Regions from separate parts of the Homo sapiens genome. Here region 1 is linked to region 2. Evidence: chromatin contacts called from ENCODE Hi-C data. All regions are on one chromosome and are shown on one strand. The core of a region is the stretch at or near the end of the contact, and the rest is flanking DNA. Distances in the headings are between cores, read along the strand shown.

Region 1 (3,180 bases), core at 532-3,031, 280 kb after region 2:
CTTGGGAGGCTGAGGCAGGAGAATTGCTTGAACCTGGGAGGTGGACTTTGCAGTGAACAGAGATCGCACTCCAGCCTGGTGACAGGGTGGGATTCTGTCTCAAAAAAAGAAAAAGAAGGAAAGCAAGAAAAGAAAGAAAAGGGTGGAGCAGGTCCTATAGGGCCTGGTTGGTCATCGTGAAGACTTTGGACTTTACTAAATGACTTGGGAACTTGTTGGGTCTTGAGCTAAGGAGTGACATGGCCCAATTTCTGTATTAAAAGGATAACCCTGACTAGTGTGTTCAGAATAGAGTAGGGTGGGCAGGGCAGAAAATGAAGGGAGACCGTGGTCAGGAGGCCACTGCGGTATCCCAGGTTGATGGCAAGGGCAGCTTGGACCAACCAAGGCATCACCACCATGGGCACAGAGCATGGTCAGCATCTGCTGTGTTTTGAATCCTGAGCTGATAGAAATTGGCAATGTCTGACAGGAACGGATGAGCTGAAGATGCCTCCAAGTTTTCTCTCCTGAACAACTGGAGGAAAATAGTTCTTTTACTGAGATGAGGAAGACACAGGGGACGGGCAGGTTTGGCAAGAAATATGCAGCCTTCATGTTGGGACCTGTTAAGTATGAAATAGCTCTGAAGCATCCGATTGGAAATGTTGAGGTGGCAATGAGATCGAAGAGTCTGGCGTTAGTGAGTAGTCTGGGTTAGAAATATAAATGTGGGAGTTATCAGGCTATCATTGGTATCTAAAACTATGAGACTTGAGGACAGCATTGAGGGGCTGGATAGAGAAAGAAACAGGAGTGACAGGGAAGAACTTGGAGGCACTCTCATGTTAAGGGGTTACAGAGGTAACGCAAAGAGGCCGAGAAGCGGCGGCCAATGAAAGACCAGGAAACCCAGCGGTCTGGAAGCCAGGTGAAGGCATGGGAGCAGGTTGAACTGATGGCTCAACTGGAGTTTGTTAGGCCAGTGGTCCTCAAAGTATTGTTCCAAACCCGCTGCGGCAGCAGCAGCCTCTGGAAACTTATTAGGGACGTGCAGCCTCTCAGGCCCACTCCAGAGCTACTGGATCGGAAACGGAGGGTGAGGCCCTTCAGCAGATTCTGATGCACCCTCAGGTTTTAAAACCACTGCCCTCCTCACAAAATTGCCTGCACAAAATTATAAATGGGAGAAAGGAGGAGGAGGAGGAGGAAGAGGAGGGGAGGAAGAAGAACTCTTTACAAGAAAAGAATATTGTTGGAGACCCACTTAGTGCCCAAAGCAAACAGCTTCCTCAGAAGTAACTCCCTCCCCAACAACCCCCTCCCAGTGTAAAGCCTCCCATTAATCAATCTATCATGGCTCTTTGGAGAGAAGGAATGCCCCCATTTCACCGGACGGAGGGAATGCTGAGCACCAGGCATGCCAGACATTCCACCGGCTAAAAAAAGTGGGGGTGGTATTCCAGGGTTAGCATTGCTGGACCGTAAACGCTGAAACTCCTTAGATATAAAGCTTATTCCACCCAACCGTTTCCAAATTTTCCTCCAGGCTGTCCTTGGAGAATTCCACCCTCTTTCATTCTGGGGAGAAGAAGTTAAAATTAGGGCCAGCCCTGCGGGACTGACATGCCAGATGCAGGGAAGCTGTCCCCAGAAATAAGCGAGTTCCCACCGCGGCTGGGCGGGGCGGGAGCCTCGGGTCCCAACCCAGCGGAGGGACTCCTGGAAGGCCTGCCCCTTCCAAGTGTCTGCAAGGGCTCTGGTCCCAAGCTTTAAAATCCTGAGCGAAGGCACTGCGGGCCGACCTCTCCTCTCCCAGCCAGTCGTGGCTGGCCTTTCAAAGTGTGCAGTTGTCTCCTCCCTGTCCAGCCCCATCGTCGCCCAGGACCAGCTGGGCCGCGGTCTGACCTGAGGCTGCTGCTCAGCGCCGGGGCGCTGGCGCTCTCCATTCGAGCACCTTCCAGCATACCGCTCGGCTCCGGGAGCCGCTCTGCAAAGTTGGGCAGCTCAGAGCGCAAGCTTTGCCTCTCGACTTCTCCCTCCTTGGGTCCCCGGCGCCCCCGCCTCCCACGATCCCTTTCACTAGGAGCAGCCAGTCCCAGCGGGCTGGCAACTTGCACCCCTTCCTAGTCATCCTCCCTGAAACGCGACCATGCTGTTAAGGGGCGTCCTCCTGGCGTTGCAAGGTAAGGCCTGGACCCCGGGACAACCCCGGGGGCGCTCTGACGACTCGCCCCCGCTCCTGCTGCCCCCGGGGGTCCGGCTCACCGTGCTGGGCTGGGCCATCCGAGGGCGCCTCCTGATCCTCCGCAGCCGCTAACTCCCTCCCCTGGCCAAGCCTGGGGTGGGGGTGGGGGTGGGCGTGGGGTCGCTCAGTGGAGGCGCCCGGGGATGCTGGGGGACAGGTACTGCATCCCTCTCCCGCCCCCTCCCGCTCGTCTTTCCCCCACTTTCACCAGGTAGTCCCCCTGGGGCTCCCCGAGTTGGTGCAAAGGCTCCTGGGTGGAGCTCGAACTGAAACTCGCTTTGTGCCCGCAGCCCTGCAGCTCGCCGGTGCCCTCGACCTGCCCGCTGGGTCCTGTGCCTTTGAAGAGAGCACTTGCGGCTTTGACTCCGTGTTGGCCTCTCTGCCGTGGATTTTAAATGAGGAAGGTAAGGAGGCTCGGTGGAGAGGGGCGCGAAGTGAACTTTCTTCCTTGATGGCTTGCTTTTTTTTCCCACATGGGTAATGTTATCTTGGAGTTAATTCTCCGCGGCAAGAAAAGTGTGAGTCATGGATCCTCCTTCAAGCCCTCAGCTGTGCTGCAAGGGATGGCCGAGGCAGGAACGGGGCGGGCGGGAGGCCGCCCTTTGTTTACCTGGCCTATGGGTAGAAGCTTAAAATTTGCGTCTCACCCCAGCACTCCTTAATGGAAGGGAGAAACGGAGCACAGCTAATGATTGTTCTCCGCTGTGGGCCTCTGCAGGCACACCAGCTGTGTGCCTCTGCAGGCCAGCAACCTTTCTGGTCCTCAGGAGACATGTCTGTGAGTTGGGAAAAGTTGCATGGGACTAGTTCTCCTTCAGCTTTGCAGAAATGGTTCCACAATTCTGTGATGGGACGTCAGTGCTAAGACATCACGTCTGCCTTGACCCTGACAGTGTTTTTTGCTGCATGATTTCATCCTCACACTCCTGTTTGTAATCCTGCCCTGGACAAAA
Region 2 (3,347 bases), core at 726-3,225:
TGACCCAAATCCTTATTACTAATAAATTATACATTGAGGATATATTAATGAGGTTTTACAGTAGAAAAAGGATTAGGGAGGGGCATTAAAGTCCTTTAAGAGTTTCCATAAATGTGATCCACAAGAACTGGGACATGTTCCAAACTGCACTGTGTTAAAAACTGCCAAGCCAATGAACATTCAATCTTGGTTTCTTCAAATATAATGATGCTCTTTTAGTCTACCTCAAAGAAGAGAACATAAGATGATTACGACATTTTGTATTAGATTTCTAATCTCTGCTGTAATTTCTTCTAGAAAAATACCAGTGATGAGAAAATACACTCTTCATTTGTCCAACTTTTTTTTTTTTTGAGGTCGTCTCTTACTTGCACTAAGGCTCCCATTCTCAAAAAGAAATCGAAAGACTGATATACAGCAAGGCATCAAAGCATTCTTTAGAAGGCTCAGCAACCACTATGGATACTGCCAGGAAATCATTCCAAACACTCTCATTTTGAAAAAGGCAGCAGTCATAAGGGGGAGGGAAGTGGATGCTGTCAGAGGTGGCAGGTGTGTTTTGAGGCCAGCAGTGTTTTGTTTTTAATGTGGCACAGTTGCACGTCTCCAATTGTGTGCCACAAGGGAGCAAAACATCCAACGGCTTCTTAACTGTTTTACAATCATCACCTTGGAGGAAAAGAACACTTTGGTAAGATACACGTTTGGCAACTTTTTTAGGCAGAAAAGCTGAACCGGTTAGAATACTTAAAAAAAAAAATCATGAGCTCCAGTCTAAAGAATAAAATAAAAATAAATTAAATAATAATAAAAAATAATAAACTAAAAAAAAAAAAAATAAACTCCAAAAACAACTAGCTAAAATGAAAGTAATGCAGAACTGGATGCCATGTTTCTTTTCTTTGAGGAGGAAGAGGTATGGGAAAGGAGGTACATTGTTGCTTCTTCCCTACACCTTTGTATAATGTAGATCTCTCTCTCTCTCTCAATAGCTTTCTTTTCACTTGTTACATAAAAGCAAAGTGTTACAAAAAGTAGACTCTTGCGGTATCTTCCCACAGTACTTCAAGTAAAATGGAAGAGATACATATGTCAGTTCTGCAGTGTCCCGTTAAAGAGGGCAGCAGTGTTGGGATAAAAATGAGTTAACATGCTCCTTGTAACTATGAATCCGCTTATGCTAAAAAGTATCAAGGTTTCATTTGCTTTATCCCAGACTCCACACTGCGCCCACAGAAGCTTCTCTTGAGAATGTTCTGTTCACCTTTCAAAACACAATGTATTATCGGAGTCACTTTACAATTTTGTGGCAAGTAAGGCTAAAGTCAAAAGCAGCCTCAAACCACCTTTAGTTAGTAAACTGAGGGGTTTGAGGCTCATTAAAAGTAAGAGGATCGGTTACCCCCTCTTGCCAACGTCCGGGATGAATCTCAAGAGTTGTGTTTACAAGGCATACACGGACCCACATCGTTGTGTGCGCCCGAGTACCTTAAACACAGGAAGGATGTCGACCTACGGGGGACGTCTCTGGAGTTTCGTGAACTCCTATGAAAAGGTGGGGAGGGACAGAGAAAGTAGTTCCGTTTTGATTTTTTGAGGTCACTTCTAGGGACTCGACCGCGAGCGCGTCCCGGTAGCGGAAAGCCGGGCCAGCGGCGGCCGACAACGGTCCCGCCCGACACGGCTCTGCCTCCTCCCTAGAAGGGCTCGTGGGCCAGGACCCGCTGTCCGCCCGCCGCCCGAGGTCGGGTGGACGCTTGGCCCCGCCCCCGCCCGCTCCCGACGACCCTCGGAGGCGGCGGAGGCGCGCGACTCACATGTGTGGGTTCCTCCTGAAGGCGTTAGTGATGTCCTTCACAACCCGCTGCACCAGCACCGCCACCTCCTCGCTGGTCTCGGCCATGTTGGCGGCGGCCGCGACAGTTCGGGCGCGCCTCCGCGTGAGCCGGGCCGCCGGCGGGAGTTCCGCGGAGAACGAGCGCGCGCGCGCGCGCGCGGGTGCTTCGGCTAGGCCGCGTCCCCGCCGCCGCGGCCGCCGCCGAGCACTTCCGGGTCAGCCAGTTGGCGGCCTGGGCGTGGCGTTAGCTAGGGTTGGTGGCCTTCCAGTGAGTGGAGAAGTTCGCCTCCGCGCGGGTAACGGACTTTCTAAGCGTCAGAGAAGATGCTGGACATTTGTTTGCAAAGTTCTCTCAGGCCTCCGATTTTCTTATTTTAAGTTTTAGGCGAAACCTCAAGACACACTCCCAGAGAGTCAGACACCTTCCTGAACCCCCCCAGCAAGGTCCCCGGGCATTCCTGAAGGAATGTTCAACTGAGGATGCAGGGCCTCTTAACAGTTAGTCCCGGGCGTTTTTCAGAGCTTGTCTGCTTTATTTTCCCAGCCTGAGAGATGAAGAGGTCCAGAGGCATTGCGGCGGAGCGAGTCCCTATTTGACCGTGTTGGTGACCTCCTTTCTAACTGTGCCAATTTTTGTCTCTGAACTTGAAAGCAGCCTTTTTAAAAAACATTAATTAAAATTCTTAAATTTATTAAAGGAAGAGAAAGGAAAGTGAAGGAAAAGTTATTTGCCATCTGTATGTAGGAAGTAGAAGTGAAATCGTTTTTAGATTTTTCGACTTCATTTTGTACTGCATTTGGTAGCCTTTGCGTCAATTTTGGAATTTAAAAAAAAGGATCAAGGCTCTGACAGGGTTTGTTCATAATAGCAAAAATAAATTTTTGTAGGAAAAACGAGCTTTCTAGTTTATTTAGGATTTTGAAATGCCATAACTAAAATTTTTGTGTATCAGGTTTTCTTTTGCACCTCTGGTAGAAAAATCTGGCTGCCCTTGGTTCAGTTTTATTCTTCCACCCTTGAAATCTGGCCAGGTGCGGTGGCTCACGCCTGTAATCCCAGCACTTTGGGGGGCCAAGGCGGGCGGATCACAAGGTCAGGAGATCGAGACCATCCTGGCTAACACGGTGAAACCCCGTCTCTACTAAAAATACAAAAAAAAAAAAAAAAAAAAAAAAGCCGGGCGTGGTGGCGGGCGCCTGTAATCCCAGCTACTCCCCACTGCACTCCAGCCTGGGCGACAGAGCGAGACTCCGTCTTTAAAAAAAGGCCGGGCGCGGTGGCTCACGCCTGTAATCCCAGCACCTTGGGAGGCCGAGGCGGGTGGATCATGAGGTCAGGAGATCGAGACCATCCTGGCTAACAAGGTGAAACCCCGTCTCTACTAAAAATACAAAAAATTAGCTGGGCGCGGTGGCGGGCGCCTGTAGTCCCAGCTACTCGGGAGGCTGAGGCAGGAGAATGGCGTGAACCCGGGAAGCGGAGCTTGCAGTGAGCCGAGATTGCGCCACT

What was found. Hi-C counts contacts between places; a loop is a spot of excess contacts on that map. Pooled maps may share reads with other maps.
Region 1: a map of ascending aorta shows a loop between it and region 2 (5-fold over the local background). The contact joins the promoter of MAMDC2 here to the promoter of PTAR1 in region 2. A Hi-C loop is called at or near these places in 1 of 168 maps with a recorded cell type or tissue (ascending aorta) and 1 of 50 pooled maps.

The regions. Positions count from the first base shown.
Region 1 is chr9:70,042,067-70,045,246 of GRCh38, forward strand. It overlaps MAMDC2 (MAM domain containing 2), which reads left to right and starts at 1,782. Exons shown (of 14, transcript NM_153267.5): 1 at 1,782-2,165; 2 at 2,518-2,631. The coding sequence starts at 2,132. It overlaps LOC124902179 (a long non-coding RNA gene), which reads right to left and starts at 1,975. Exons shown (of 2, transcript XR_007061571.1): 1 at 1,888-1,975. RefSeq lists a silencer at 1,767-2,061.
Region 2 is chr9:69,758,036-69,761,382 of GRCh38, forward strand. It overlaps PTAR1 (protein prenyltransferase alpha subunit repeat containing 1), which reads right to left and starts at 1,976. Exons shown (of 8, transcript NM_001099666.2): 1 at 1,818-1,976. The coding sequence starts at 1,903. LOC105376076 (a long non-coding RNA gene) reads left to right here and starts at 2,060. Exons shown (of 4, transcript XR_929910.3): 1 at 2,060-2,438. RefSeq lists enhancers at 1,474-1,523, 2,998-3,347 and a silencer at 1,664-2,133.